Regions from separate parts of the Homo sapiens genome. Here region 1 is linked to region 2. Evidence: chromatin loops called from intact Hi-C (ENCODE). Cell type or tissue: endothelial cell of umbilical vein. All regions are shown on one strand.

Region 1 (8,000 bases), 70 kb before region 2:
TCAGCCTCCCAAAGTGCTGGAATTACATACATGAGTCACCATGCCTGGCTTCAAATAATATCTTACAGCCCATTCTTTTTTTTTTTTTTTTTTTTTTTTTGAGATGGAGTCTTGCTCTGTCACCAGGCTGGAGTGCAGTGGCACGGTCTTGGCTCACTGCAACCTCTGCCTCCTGGGTTCAAGCAATTCTCCTGCCTCAGCCTCCCAAGTAGCTAGGATTACAGGCACGCACCACCATGCTCGTCTAGTTTTTGTATTTTTAGTAGAGATGGGGTTTCACCATGTTGGCCAGGCTGGTCTTGAACTCCTGACTTCATGATCCGTCCACCTCAGCCTCCCAAAGTGCTGGGATTACAGGCGTGAGCCACCGCACCGGCTAGCCCATTCTTTTAAACTGATGACAACCTAACACTGATTGCATAAACAAACTAACAAGCAAAGAGAAAACTAATAAAAATGCTACACTTAACTTTATCCCCTCACTTTTTAGCTTTTTGTTTTTTTCTATTTATATCTTATTGCACTTTTTATGTCTTGAAAAGTTGTTGTAGTTATTTTCATTGGTTTATCTTTTAGTCATTCTACTCAAAATATGAGTAGTTTACACTTTGGAATTACGGTGTTATAATATTCCGTGGTTTTCTGTGTACTTATTATTACCAGTAAGTTTTGTACCTTCAGGTGATTCCTTATTGCTCATTAACATTCTTTTCTTCTTTTTCCTTATTTATTATACCTTTTATTTTGAGACAGGGTCTCACTCTGTTAGCTAGGTTAGGGTGCAGTGGCATGATCTCAGCTCACTGCAACCTATACTTTCTGGGCTAAAGTGAGCCCCCCCACCTCAGCCTCCTGAGTAGCTAGCTGCTACTACAGGTGCACACCACCATTTCCATAAAAAAATTTAAAAATTTAAAATTTTTTTTTGTAGAGGCAAGGTCTCATTATATTTTCCAGGCTGGTCTTGAACTCCTGGGCTCACACAATTCTCCTGCCTTGGCCTCCCATGTGCTGGGATTATAGGCATGAGCCACTGTACCTGGCCAACGTTTTTTTCTTTCAGATTGCAGTACTCCCTTTATCATTTCTTGTAAGATAGGCCTGGTGTTGATAAAATTCCTCAGTTTTTGTTTATCTGGGGAAGTCTTTATTTTTCCATATTTGAAGGGTATTTTCTCCAGACATACCATCCTAGGATCCAAGTTTTTTTCCTTTAGCACTTTAAATATGTCATGTCACTCTCTCCTGGCCTGTAGATTTCCACTGAAAAGTCTGCTGCCAGGAATATTAGAGCTCCATTATATGTTACTTATTTCCTTTCTCTTGCTGCTTTTAGGATCCTTTATCTTTGGAAGTTTGATTATTAAATATCTTGAGGTAATCTTATTTGGGTTAAATCTGCTTGGTGTTCTGTAACCCCCTTTTACTTGAATATTGATATTTTTCTCTAGTTTTGGAAAGTTCTTTGTTATTGTCCTTTGAATAAATTTCTACCCCCCTCTCTCTACCTCCTCTTTAAGGCCAATAACTCTTAGCTTTGTCCCTTTCAGGCTATGTTCTAGATTTTGTTGGCATGCTTCATTCTTTTTTTATTCTTGATGTGTGCATGTGTTCTCTGCCTGTGTATTTTCAAATAGCCTGTCTTCAAGCTCACTCGTTATTTCCCTGCTTGATCAATTCTGCTATTAAAATCCTCTGATGCATTATTCAGTATGTCAATTGCATTTTTCAACTCTATAATTTCTGTTTGATTCCTTTTAGTTATTTCAATTGTTTTGTTACATTTTTAGGACTCTGATTCCCATAAATAGGATTGTAAATTCCTTCTTTGTGTTATCTTGAATTTCATTGAATTTCCTGAAAACAGCTATTTTGAATTTTCTGTTTGAAAGAAAGGTCATATCTCTCTGTCTCTCCATGATTTGTCCTTGGTGACTTATTTAGTTCATTTAGTGAGGTCATGTTTTCCTGGATGGTTTTGATGCTTGAGGATGTTCATCAGCATCTGAGCATTGAAGATAAGTATTTATTGTAGTCTGGGCCTGTTTGTACCTGTCCTTCTTGGGAAGGCTTTCCAGGTGTACGGTGGGAGTTGGGTGTTGTAATCTAAGTTTTTTGTCACTGTAGTCACATCTTCATTAGGAGGCACCCCAAGCCCTGTCGCGCTGTGGCTCTTGCAGACTCACAGAGGTAAAATCTGGTGGTCTTGGATAAGATGCGGAAGAATTCTCTGAATTACCAGGCAGAGACTCTTGTTCTCTTCCTTTACTTTCTCCCAAACAAATGGAGTCTCTCCCTCTCTCTGTGCTCAGCCGCCTGGAGCTAGGAGAGGGGTAACACAAGCACCCCTGTGGCCACCAACACAGGGACTGCACTAGGTCAGACCTAAAGCCAGCATAGCACTGGGTGTTGCCTAAGGCCCATGGTAACCACTGCCTGTCTACCACCTATGTTGACTCAAGGTGTTAGGGTTCAACAATCAGCAGGTGGTGAAGTCAGCCAGGTTGTGTCCTTCCCTTCAGGGCAGCAAGTTCTCCCTGTCCTGGGCAGGTCCACAGATGTCATCTGGGAGCCAGGGACTGCAGTTGGAAACCTCAGGAATCTACCAGGTTCTGTATTCCACTGAGGCTGTGCTGGAGCCCAAGCAATAAGACAAAGTCCTTTGCACTTCCCTCTCATTTCCACAAGCAGAGGAGTCTCTCCCTACTGCCCAGTACTGTCTCAGGCCTGTGGCAAGTACTGCCTGCCCCAGGGTTCTTCAGTCAGCTTGTATTGAATGCTGCTAGGTTTGGGACTCTCCCTTCAGGCAGTGGGCTCCCCTCTGGCTTAGGGCAGGTCCCGAAATATTGTTTAAGAACCAAGGCCTGGAATCAGGGACCCCAAGAGCCCATTTGGTGCTCTACCTCACTGTGCTGAGCTGGTACCTACGCTGCAAGACAAAGTCTTCATTACACTTGAGAGTACTCCTTTTCTTAAGCAGAAGTAGCCCCTCCCCATAGCCACCACAGCTAGGAATGTGCTGAGTCACAGCTTAAGCCAGCAAGTCTCTGAGTCTCACCCCGTGCCTACAACAAGTACTGCCTGGGTACCGCTACTGATTGTTGAGGGCCCAAGGGCTCTTTGGTCAGCAGGTGATAAATCCTGCCAGGACTGTGTTTTTCCCTTCAAGGCAGCAATTTCCCTTCTGGCTCAGGGTGTTTCTAGAAATGCTATCCAAGAGCTAGGGCCTCACAACTCTGACTGGTTCCCTATTCTACTGTGGTTGAGCTGGTATTGAAGTTGCAAGACAAAGTCATCTTTACTCTTCCCTTGCCCCTGCTCAAGTGGAAGGGAGGAGTTTCTCCCAGAGCTGTGAGCTGCACTGCCTGAGCTTGGGTAAGGGTTGGTGCAAGCACTCCCTTAGCTGCCCCAGCTGGTGTCTCACTAGGTCATGTTGCCCTTCAAGTCCACTGGTTTTGAGCCCAGCATAGCACCAAAACTTTTCCAGGAATTGCTGTTTTCGTGGCCTATTCTGCCTTTCCAGTTTATTTAGAACCCCAGAGCACTTTAGTTCACGGTGATAAGGCTTGCTGGAACTCTGGTCCTGACCACTGGGATAGGCAAATTCCCTCTGGTTACCTCTGGTCTAAATGCTGTCTTCATCAGCATTGATTCTGCCCTGTGTTCTTTCCACTGAGACAGGGCAGCACTGAGTTCCAATGCGAAGTCCCATAATCGCTGTGCTCTCCCTCCCCCAACACACAGATTTCTCTCTCCATGGTATGTGGCCACTGCCGAGAGAGATTGGGGAGGGGTGGTGTCCGCAATTCAAGACTGTCTTTCCTACCTTCTTCAGTGTTGCTTTCAATGATATGAAGTTAAAACCCATACTATGATCGTTCATCTGATTTTTGGTGCTTGTGAAGGTGCTTTTTGGGGTAGATAGTGGTTCAATTTGGTGTTCCCGTGGGGAGGACAATTGATGGAGGCTCCAATTCAGTGATCTTGTTCCACCTCCTGTCTCTCCCGCTTAGTTTTTATTACATAAAAATATTTATGTTTATAATATTTCAATTATGTTCTACAATATAATCATAATTTCCACAAGGGTAATATTCTTCTTTTTTTTTTAATTTTTTTTTATTTTGAGACGGAGTCTCGCTCTGTCGCCCAGGCTGGAGTGCCGTGGCCAATCTCGGCTCACTGTAAGCTCCGCCTCCTGGGTTCCCGCCATTCTCCTGCCTCACCCTCCCGAGTAGCTGGGACCACAGGCGCCTGCCACCATGCTGGCTAATTTTTTTTTGTATTTTTAGTAGAGACAGGGTTTCACCGTATTAGCCAGAATGGTCTCGATCTCCTGACCTTGCGATCCGCCCACCTCGGCCTCCCAAAGTGCTGGGATTACAGGCGTGAGCCACTGCGCCCGGCCATTCATTTTTATATAAATGTATTTAATGTGTTACCAGTCTTTTTGCTTCTCTTTTCCATAGCTCTTTTTATCTCTTTTGATTAGCTGGGTTTTGATGTTAAGTAGTATTTTTCAACTAATGTTCGTGGACATTATCTAACCTGACTTCTTTAATGGTGGAGAATACTTGCTATAACTTGACACCATATATGGCTCATAGAGAAATACTATCACTTCAGGAAATTAAGTATAGAATAAGCATATTTCATTATTAGGGAAGATGTGACATTTAAAATTAGATTTACTTTAAAATTTGTAGAGGGTGGGTACAGTGGCTTATACCTATAATCCCAGAAGTAGGAGGCCAAGGCGAGAGGACTGCTTGAGTCCAGGAGCTCAAGACCAGTCTGGGGAACATATTGAGACCCTGTATTTACAAAAAAAAAAAAAAAAAAAAAAAAAAATTAGCCAGGTGTGCTGGCATGTGCCTATGGTCCCAGCTATGTGAGAGGCTGAGGTGAGAGGATCACCTGAGTCCAGGAGGTTGGGGCTGTAGTGTGCTGTAACTGGGCCATCACACTCCAACCTGAGTGAAACAGTGAGACCCTGTCACAAAAAAAAAAAAAAAAAAAAAGCATTCTCTTTGGTTTCATTACTGTATTTATTATCTGCCTATTGAAAGTTAGTTAATAGCTTTCATTAAAGGAGTTGATAAAAGATGACATGAGATAAATAAAAAGATTAATTATAAAGAGAACAGGAGAGGAGGAAATGATATCAGTAAATGCAGGGTTAAGAATAATCAATAATCATATCAGGCTGGGTACAGTGGCTCACACCTGTAATCCCAGCATTTTGTGAGGCCAAGGCAGGTAGATTGCTTGATTCCAGGAGTTCAAGACAAGCCTGGGCAACATGGCAAGACCCTGTCTCCACAAAAAAAGAAAAAAAAAACAAGAATAATCATAATAATTAAACACAAAAATTAGATCTGTAGACAGAGCATTTACAGACTAATTTTCTAATCATTACTATCAATACATCAGGAGAAACAACATTTTTCTGTAGAGAACTCTGTGAGGAATTTTTCACAAGGGTTGTTATATATGGAGGATTGGAAACATGGCATACACAAAGGATGAATAACATAGCAAATGTCTGTAGTATCCCCACAACCATTATCCATTCATAACCTAATGCCGTGCTTGCTTCAGATATTTTTGTTTCAGAAATAAAATAGAAGAATACAAATTATGCTTCCTAAATGCTATTTCTCACTCAAAGGCATCAGAGCTTCTTAGATAAATGGTTGGTTTCAGATCTGAGGCAGGAAATGAAAAATGAGCCTGGAACATGTTGTTATGCTAGAAAGCAAGAATGCACGCGGAGACTACTAACTTGAAGGCAATTTGAAGGGCCTTTCACTGGCCAAGATATTTTGGGAATCAATAAGAGTAACTGCAATGTAGTAAATACATTATGTGTTTAAATCCATGAGTCTATGAAGATTAACAATTCATTGGCCAGTCACCTTTGGATTGTGATATAGAATCACACTTGTTATTTTGAAAACAAAGGAAAAGAATCTAGCAGTTACTCTGCCTGTTTTGAACATACTGGACCTTGAGGTGAACAAATTCTTAATGAAGTGTTCTCTTTAAATAAAATTTCCAGCTAATAAATTAAGAAGGAATTATAAATTTAGCCTACTACACATTTGTAACCCCTAATGAAATACTTAATGGGTCTAGTAATAATCATCAAAAGAAGAGAGAAAATCAGGTATTTGGAGCTTCCTAACGGAAGTATACAACACCTAGGATGTACTCTTGTCAAATGATTGGACTTGAATCTACTCAAGTTTTTAGATTTATAATTTTGCATTAAACAATGGAAGGCAAAAGGATGTGGTTAACGAAACTATTAAGACGCAATCATGTAGAACATAACAATCTGTTTCTTAAGTAAATCAATTGTGTAGTAGTTTGCTGGGCTGCCATAATAAAGTATAATACTTGATTTAAACAACAGAAATTTATTTTCTCACTGTGTCTCTTTGTGTTTCCGAATTTCCTCTTCATATAAGAACACCACAAACCTGACAAAAACAAGCAATGGGGAGGGATTCCCTATTTAATAAATGGTGCTGGGAAAACTGGCTAGCCATATGCAGAAAACTGAAACTGGACTCCTTCCTTACACCTTATACAAAAATTAACTCAAGATAGATTAAAGACTTAAATGTAAAACCCAAAACCATAAAAACCCTAGGAGAAAACCTAGGCAATACCATTCAGGACACAGGCATGAGCAAAGACTTCATGACAAAAACACCAAAAGCAATTGCAACAAAAGCCAAAATTGACAAATGGGATCTAAGTAAACTAAAGAGCTTCTGCACAGCAAAAGAAACTATCATCAGCTGGGCATGGTGGCTCACGCCTGTAATCCCAGCACTTTGGGAGGCTGAGGCGGGTGGATCACCTGAGGTCAGGAGTTCCAGACCAGCCTGACCAACATGGAGAAACCCTGTCTGTCTCTACTAAAATTACAAAATTACCTGGGCGTGGTGGCGCATGTCTGTAATACTATGTGGCCATAAAAAAGAATGAGTTCATGTCCTTTGGAGGGACATGGATGAAGCTGGAAGCCGTCATTCTCAGCAAAGTAACACAGGAACAGAAAACCAAACACTGCATGTTTTCACTCATAGGTGAGAGTTGAACAGTGAGAACACATGGACACAGGGAGGGAACATCACACACCAGGGCCTGTTGGGGAGTAGGGAGCAAGGAGAGGGAAAGCATTAGGACAAATACCTAATGCATGCGGGGCTTAAAACCTAGATGACAGGTTGATAGGAACCGCAAACCACCATGGCATGTGTATACCTATGTAACAAACCTGCACATTCTGCACAGATACCCCAGAACTTAAAGTAAAATAAAAAGAAAAAAAAAAAACACCAGTCAGGTTGGATTAAGGCCCACCCTAAAGACCTCATTTAATGTAATCACTTCTTCAAAAACCCTGTCTACAAATACAGTCACATTCTGAGGTATTGAAGATAGCACTTCAACATGAATTTCTCAAGGACACACTGCTGTCCATAACAAACTGTAAGGGGGAAATAAGAGAGTGTGAGTGGGATCCTTTAACTAAACAAGTCTGAGACACATCGGCCAAAAGTAATACGGACATTATTTGGATTTTGATTTGAAAATTTAAACATTAAAAATTATGAGACAATCAGTGATATTTGTTTTCTTTTTTCTTGTAGCGACAGGGTCTCGCTACATTTCCCGGGCTGTTCTCAAACTCCTGGGCTCAAGTGATCTTCCCATCTCAGCCTCCCAAAGTGTTGGGATTACAGGTATGAGCCACCATGCCTGGCCAAAAATTAGAGATATTTGAACAATGACTGGATATTTCATGCTATTGAGAAAATTTCAATCCCTGGCACTTCCACTAAAATAAAATAAATGTAAAAATAAATTGTCCATTGTTTAGATGTGATAATAGTGTTGGGGTTTGCTTGAAAAATAGAATCCATATCTTTTATAGAGATCTGAAAATAGTTACGAATAAAATTAGGCATTCGGAGCTTCCTAAT
Region 2 (8,000 bases):
ATTCTGCATGTTTTGATACTGGGCTTCCTTCCAATGCTAACACCTGGCCTAGTGCCTCTAGGTTTAGCTTCCCTGCCTCATCAGTGAACTCACTTTCACAAAAGGAATTCCAGCCATGTTCAGAGCAGTGGCAGTCTCTTAGATTAAGAATAGGACCTTGTATCTCCCTGAGCATCTGCTTAGCAGGACAAGTTTTGTTTCGATTTGTGAAAAACTGGAATATTAGCTTAGGGCAGGAGTAGGCAATATATATTTTTTTTTTTTGTAAAGGATCAGGTAGTAAATATTTTAGGCTTTGCAGATCAGGTGGTGTTTGTCTCAGGTAGTCAGCTCTACCGTTTTAGTGTGAAAGCAGCCAAGCTCATAACATGAATAAATGAACATGGCAGTATTCCAATAATAAACGAAAGGCTGGCTAGATGCAGTGGTTCCTGCCTATAACCCCAGCACTTTGGGAGACCAAGGCAGAAGGATGCTTGAGGCCAAGAGTGTGAGAACAGCTTGGGCAATAAAGCAAGACCCCCTTTTTTTTTCTGAGACAGAGTCATGCTCTGTCGCCCAGGCTGGAGTGCAGTGGTGCTGTGTCGGCTCACTGTAACCTCCGCCTCCCGGGTTCAAGCAATTCTCCTGCCTCAGCCTCCCGAGTAGCTGGGACTACGGGTGCCCGCCACCATGCCCAGCTAATTTTTGTATTTTTAGTATAGACAGGGTCGCACCATGTTGGCCAGGCTGGCTTCGAACTCCTGACCTCAGGTGGGTCCACCCGCTTCAGTCCCCCACAGTGCTGGGATTACAGATGTGAGCCACTGTGCCTGGCCAAGACCCTATCTTAAAAAAAAAGGTAACTTTCATTTTATTCCAATGAAACATTATACATTGGCACTGAAATTTGAATTTTATATAAATTTTATATTGTGAGAAATATTATTATTCTTGACTTTTTATTCAATGATAAATAAAATGAGCTAAGTGTGGTGGTGCATGTCTGTAGTCCTAACTACTCAAAAGGCTGAGGTGGGAGGATTGCTTGAGACCAGAAGTTTGAGGCTGCAGTGAACTATGATTACACCACTGCACTCCAGCCTGAGTGACAGAGTGAGACTTTGTCTCTAAAAAATAATAAAAAATAAAGTAAAAAACCATTCTTAGCTCATAGGTGAACAAAGATAGGTGGCTGGCCCTATTTGACCTGTGGGCTATAGCTTAATGATTCCTGATTCAGGGTTTATGATTTTGTATGTTGTTTTAATTCTGAGTTCTTGAAAATTGAGTTGTTAAAATGTTTTATGACTCTCTACTGATAAATCTTGAATCTGTTGCTTTACAGCTGCACTTTGGCTTGAACTAGTTATTTCTTTACATGATTCAAACTTGGCCTCTGATAATGCATCTTCCAAAGGTTGTATTTGGAAAATCTTAGAATGAATGGATTATCTGTATGAGAAGATTGCATGTTCATTTAAGGTGCCAAGGGTTTTCTGAACAGCTCAACTTGGAAGCAGATGGGGTCTGTGCACTCCATTGTGCACTGTTTAGTTTGCCTGTTTGTTTTCCTTTCTTTAATGCCAGAAAGAATAACACAGACACACCTTATAAAAGCATGCCAAGGTTACGGGATTGATTATTTTGTCAATATGTTTGAAAGCTGACTTTGAAAACATTTTTAGAACTTTGAAACTTTTAGGAAACATCTTAATCATAATACTCAGTGTTAGTATAAGATAACAAGTTTGAATGAAAACTTGACAAAGCATTTGGAATGTTTAGTTTGAAAAGTCTGGGCCGGGCATGGTGGCTCATGCATGTAATCCCAGTGCTTTGGGAGGCCAAGGCGGGCAGATCATGAGGTCAGGAGTTCGAGACCAGCCTGGCCAACATAGTGAAACCCTGTGTCTACTAAAAGTACAAAAAATTAGCTGGGCTTGGTGGTGGGCGCATGTAATCCCAGTTGCTTGGGAGGCTGAGGCAGGAGAGTTGCTTGAACCTGGGAGCTGGAGGTTACAGTGAGCCGAGATCGCGCCATTGCACTCCAGCCAGGGCAACAGTGCGAGACTGTCTCAAAAAAAAAAAAAAAAATCCTGAATTGAATATTCTTAAAAGTTTTACTGTGTGAAAACGTAGACTCTTGTATGCACATTCATGCATGCCTGTTGATACAGTCATCTGCATTTATTTTGGAAGCTTGGTCTGTTGAAGTATATTCTGAGGGTAATGAAAATATGCCAGCATAATGGATTTCCCCCCAAAATTTCTAAGTGAATTTTAAAAGACAGCTCATAAGTAGAAACATTGGAATAATGTTCTTTCCAGACTAGGTTCTTCACAAACTAGTTATCACAGATGATGGTACTGTTTTTGCAGTTCGGTTTGCTTCATGCCAAAAGTGTCCTTGATCAGTTACTTTAAATCTTGATACCATTAGACTGTTGCAGTATTGAGATTTTGTTTTTTTAACTTTGAAGATTCCAAGATATGGTAGGATATTTTGTCTTCTTTAGATTACCATTTCTTATTTTTTTATTCTTATTTATTTATCAATTTATTTTTTGAGACAGTATCGCTCTGTCGCCCAGGCTGGAGTGCAGTGGTATGATCTTGGCTCGCTGCAACCTCCACCTCTAGGGTTCAAGTGATTCTTGTGCCTCAGCCTCCCGAGTAGCTGGGACTACAGGCGTACACCACCATGCCTGGCTAATTTTTTTGTGTGTGTTTTTTTTTAGTAGAGACGGAGTCTCACCATGTTGCCCAGGCTGGTCTCAAACTCCTGAGTTCAGGCAATCTGCCCCCTCGGCCTCCCAAATTGCTGATATTACAGGCATGAGCCACCACGCCCAGCCCATTTCTTGTTTTTTAATATTTAACTCACGAGTAAATATAAATAGGATTTTCTCAGATAAATTATATCATAACGTAACCCTTAAATTAACCCTTTGCTTATTGAAGTGTCCTTAAGAGACCCTTTATCCTAGAAACAAGATTGGTGTTTGTCCAGTCTCCTTAGGAGCTATAGAAATCAATTGAGTGGTGAAGATAGGTGAGAACAGCAAAGAATTGGCAGCTTAGGTCTGCAGCATTGGCTATAGGCCTCACTGGCTGAAGCGATGAGGAAGCAGTGACAGGAGATGGGTAGTGGAAGCATGCAGTGTGTGCACAGAGAAAGCCGGCCAAATGCTTTGGTGACAGTGACAATGCACTTTTCCAGTGCAGGCATGGACTCCCTAGAGGTTGGATAGGCAGGCTCCATCTCACCCCTATTTCCTCACTGTGCAAAATTCCATTGTTAGAATTTTTTTAATGTGTGCTTTAAAATTTTTATTTATTTTTAATGTTAAGAATAAAGATATCCTGTTTTCACTTTAACCTCTTGAAATATAAAATGACTCATGTTCATTGGCACAAAGGTTGAGAGTTCAGTTCAGGGTCAAAACTCTTAGGCACTTGGACTTTGCTTTGCTACATACTTGCATTGCTCTGCTATCCTGTGTGGTATTCACAAGCTCAGTAACCTGAAGCAGACCCTGAACTGACTGCTGGGTGGTGCAATGGGAGGAAGTCCAGCTTTTCCAGCAGTGTGCTTTGTGTCCTACCACTCTCCCCAAAGCACAGATAACTTAATTTTTAACTTAGGAAGCAGTCTAAATAATGTATGCTGTTTTATTTTCTCCCAGGGACGTTGGCCAAGCCATTGAGTGTTTATCTTAATGGAGAGATCTGATTATGTAACCATATATTATACTAATAAATGGTGTGTATAAGTTTTTATCTCTAATTGAAACTCTTCCCCTTTTTTTGCATTTTTCTTTTTGAAAAGATCATTGTCACAGTCGTACTGGGACTGGTTATAGGTGCCATTTACTTTGGGCTAAAAAATGATTCTACTGGAATCCAGAACAGGTAAGTAAATTTGGATCTTGATTTTCAGAAAATGCTGTTACTTTCTTCAAGCTTATTGAAATCCATTAAGAATTTGAATTTAAGACAAGTATAGTGTAAATGTCATTCTTTTATTGAGGGTAGGATGAGTCAGTTTATTTTTGAGACAGAGTCATGCTCTGTTGCCCAGGCTGGAGTGCAGTGACGCGATCTCAGCTCACTGCAATCTCCGCCTCCCGGGTTCAAGCAATTCTCCTGCCTCAGCTTCCCAAGTAGCCTCGACTACAGACATCCACCACCACGCCCAGCTAATTTTTGTATTTTTAGTAGAGACGGGGTCGCACCATGTTGGCTAGACTGGCTTCGAACTCCTGACCTCAGGTGGGTCCACCCACCTTGGCCTCCCAAAGTGCTGGGATTACAGGCGTGAGCCACTCCACCTGGCCCAATTATTTTTAAATGTACAGTTCAGTGGCATTAAGTACATTTACATTGTTATGCAACTATCACCACCATCCAACTCTAGAATTCTTTTTGTCTTCTCAAGTGGAATATCTGTACCCATTAAGCAATAACTTCCCATCTCATATCTGCCTCTCCTAACCCCTGGCAGCAATCATTCTACTTTCTGTCTCTGAACTTGACTACTCTAAGACCCTCATATAAGTGGAATCATACAGTAGATATTCTTTGGTAACTGACTCATTTCCTTTAGCATGTTGTCTTTATGGCTCATTCATGTAGCATGTGTCAGATTTCTTTCCGTTGTAAGGTTGAATAATATTCCATTGTATGTACATACCACATTTCGTTTTTCCATTCATCTATAGATGGAAACTTGGGTTGCTTTCACCTTTTGGCTGTTGTAAACAGTGCTCCCTAGGTGTACAAATATCTCTTTCAGCCAGGTGTGGTGGCATGTGTCTGTAGTCCCAGCTACTCGGGAGGCTGAGGTGGGAGGATTGCTTGAGCCCAGGAGTTCTAGGTTGCAGTGAGCTATGATTGCACTACTGCAGTCCAGCCTGGGTGACAGAGTTCGACCCTGTCTCTTAAAAAAACAAACAAAAAAAACCCTATTTTAGTTCCTGCTTTCAATTCTTCGGATATATACCCAGAATTAGAATTTCTGGGTCATATAGTAATTCTGTTAATTTTTTTGAGGAACTACTATACCGTCTTCCACAGTGGCCGTACCATTTTACATTCTTACCAGCAGTGCACAAGGGTTCCAGTTTCTCCATATCCTTACCAACACTTTTCTTTTTCTCCCTTTTAAATAGTAGAGATCCATTGGATCTTTGGAGAAATGTCTATTCAAGTCCTTTGCCCATTTTAAAATTGAATTGTTTGTTTTTTTGTTGTTGAGTTGTAGGAGTGCTTTATATTTTTGAGGAGATATTAATCCCTTATCAGATACATAATTTGCAAATATTTTTCCCCACTCTGTGGGTTGTCTTTTCAGTATTGATAGTGTCCTTTGATGCATAAACATTTTTAACTTTGATGTAGTCCAATTGATCAATTTCTTCTTTTGTTGCCTGTGAGCTAATTTCTGTCACTTTTTAAATATATATGTTTGACTTAGGGGTGTGATGGGGGTGGGACTCAGCTTTTCCTGTTATATGGTTAGCACTTTTGTTAGTGTTGTGATCCTTACCTAGTTTCAGTCACAGTGGACCCTTAAAAACCTCATTTTATGAGGGGACTTTTTATCGACTGTATTGTGTTCTGAACATAAGCACTCAGGAATTTCACAGCCCTCAGAGTTCTGGTTATTTCATGTATGGAGAACACTTGTGGCAGATACTGTGCTCCGTAGTGCTTGCTGTCCATAGTCTCAGGTTACCACCCAGTGATTTAGAGGGGGTAGATGGTAGTATCCCCATTTTACTATTGAGGAAAGTTGAAGACGCTTATGTGCAGCCTATTTTGATGTCTGGAAAGGCTGATTATTTTTTAAAGAATAAGCATAAAAGTTGGTTCCTCACTCAAGTAAAATAAATTCTTTTGTATGGAATCAGATAGTGTTACTCTACGATGAGAGTGTTATTAAACAGCAGTTTACCAGAGTGATGTCATTGTTGTTTTTACTTTCCCTGAGGGCTGAGGTATCTGGATTATTTCCAGACTTGCTAGTAATTGATGGTTTGTGTGCTGTGTAGATGCCATGTCTTAACCCAGCACAGAATATATCACAGGATCTAAAGGCAGTGGGCCTTTTATATTGTGCAGCAGGAAGCATTTGGAGAGGACATGGAGTAACCTGGTCCTCAACTGGAACTTTGAAGAGGACTGGAAATCTGGCCATTAAAGCTCTTGGTAGAAAAATCCAGAGAAATAAAGAAGAACTTTAGGTGTTTCTTCAGATGTTTTCTGGAGAAATAGGGCATTAATCTTATTTTAATTTGTTTGTTTTTGAAACAGAATCTCACAATATTGCCCAGGCTGGTGTGCAGTAGTGCAGTCATAGCTCACTGCAGCTTTGAACTCCTGGGCTCATAATTTGTATTTGTGACTTAAGCTTGCTATCTTTTTTTTTTCCCCCAAAGCTCTAGGGTACATGTGCAGGATGTGCAGGTTTGCTACATAGTTAAACGTGTGCCATGGTGGTTTGCTACACCTATCAATCCATCACTTTGGTGTTAAGCCCAGTATGCATTAGCTATTTTTCCTGATGTTCTTCCTCCCACTGCTTCTCGTTGACCCCAGTATCATTTTTTAAATAAGCATTTGGACTATGTTAAAGTGGCCTGTGTATATGATTTAATCCCTCCTGGGATGATTAGTGATTTATTGATGAGGAAAAAATGTTTCAGCATCATCTCTGGAAACAGGTTCTCAAAGTTTTGTTCAGGGGTGAATATTAGTACTTCATAATTTAAAACTGCTCGAGGCCAGTGGTTTAGTTCTCTTCTTTGGGGATGAATTCTCTGAGAGAGGAAAGCACTCTCTGCTCTTTCTCTAACCCGTGTAACTGAGAAACTGGGTTTTAATCATATGTAGAGTATAAGCATCTTTGAATTAATAGCTACCTCTGGAATAACTGCTTTACAGAGTTGTGGTGATAGCTAAACAAATTAGTGTGTATTAAGGGAAAAGGTATACTTTAAAAACAGTATTCAGATCCAGTCATCTCACTTCTAGATATTTACCCCAAAGATGTGAAATCAGTTTATTGAAGAAATTTCTGCACCCTCATATTTATTGCAGCATTGTTCACAATAGCCAAGATACGGAATCACCCGAAGGGTCTGATTTGATAAAGAAAATGTGGTATATATACACAGTGGAAAAACAAAAGAAATTTTGTCATTTGCAACAACATGGATGTAATTGGAGAATATTATGCCAAGTGAAATAAGCCAAACGCAGAAAGCTAAGCACAGAAATGTCACATAATCTCACTTAATGTGGAATCTGAAACAATGGAACTGAAAGAGACAGTAGAATGGTGGTTGCCAGAGGCTAGAGGTGTGTGGGGAATGGAGAGATGATGGTCAAAGGGTACAAAACCTCAGTTACACAGGAGGAATAAGGATTTTTCTTTGGAGATACATTGCACAATGTGGTGAACACAGTAAATAATAATGTAAATTTCAGAATTGCTAAAATTTAAGATACTTTTACCACAAAAAATAAATGTTTGAGACGATGGATGTGTTAATTAGCTTGATTTAATTATTTCACACTTATGATTCATGAATTATATAACTTGGTACCCCACAAATATATACAACCATAATATGCCAATTTATAATTTAAAAAATCAAAATAAAAAATATTCAGACCAATAAGTAGATATAACAGATGTGGATTACCACCTTGAAAGAATTAGAATGAATTAACTTCCTTAATAAGAAAAAACTGTGTTTAAAATAAATCATCTTAGTATTTAGAAGGAACGTTTCCATTGTCTACTTTTTCAGAATCATTATGGACATTACTGTACTGATAGATTTAAGACAACAAATTGAATTGAATCTTTGCTATGTTCCATGTTCTGAAATTAGCTTTTTACTTGATATTAGGTTTATTTGTGTACAGAAAGTGAGATAACTGCATGTCTACCAGGCCTGGCTATTTTTCACTCATTTTAATTATATGTACATACTTTTAAAACTGCTCTG

Evidence for each region. A loop is a pair of places that touch in the nucleus more often than their neighbours do. Peaks named below come from ENCODE experiments on the same cell type or tissue, not always from the same donor. Only the 100,000 strongest peaks of a DNase experiment are listed, where the experiment ranks them.
Region 1: a loop joins it to region 2, with 4 times the contacts of the local background. A loop is called at or near these places in 4 of 110 quality-filtered maps.

What each region holds. Positions count from the first base shown.
Region 1 is chr4:88,173,499-88,181,498 of GRCh38, reverse strand. It overlaps a transcript of ABCG2 not described here. Among named protein-coding and RNA genes, the nearest start is that of ABCG2, 19 kb to the right of the region's middle. RefSeq lists enhancers at 3,091-3,180, 3,191-3,250, 2,681-3,367, 4,055-4,742. In endothelial cell of umbilical vein, no CTCF peak of the experiment used is centred here; a DNase peak (open chromatin) is centred at 3,038.
Region 2 is chr4:88,103,078-88,111,077 of GRCh38, reverse strand. It overlaps ABCG2 (ATP binding cassette subfamily G member 2 (JR blood group)), which reads left to right. Exons shown (of 16, transcript NM_004827.3): 10 at 3,812-3,894. Among named protein-coding and RNA genes, the nearest start is that of ABCG2, 52 kb to the left of the region's middle. In endothelial cell of umbilical vein, no CTCF peak of the experiment used is centred here; DNase peaks (open chromatin) are centred at 1,557, 3,507, 4,597 and 5,977; H3K27ac peaks cover 3,503 bases.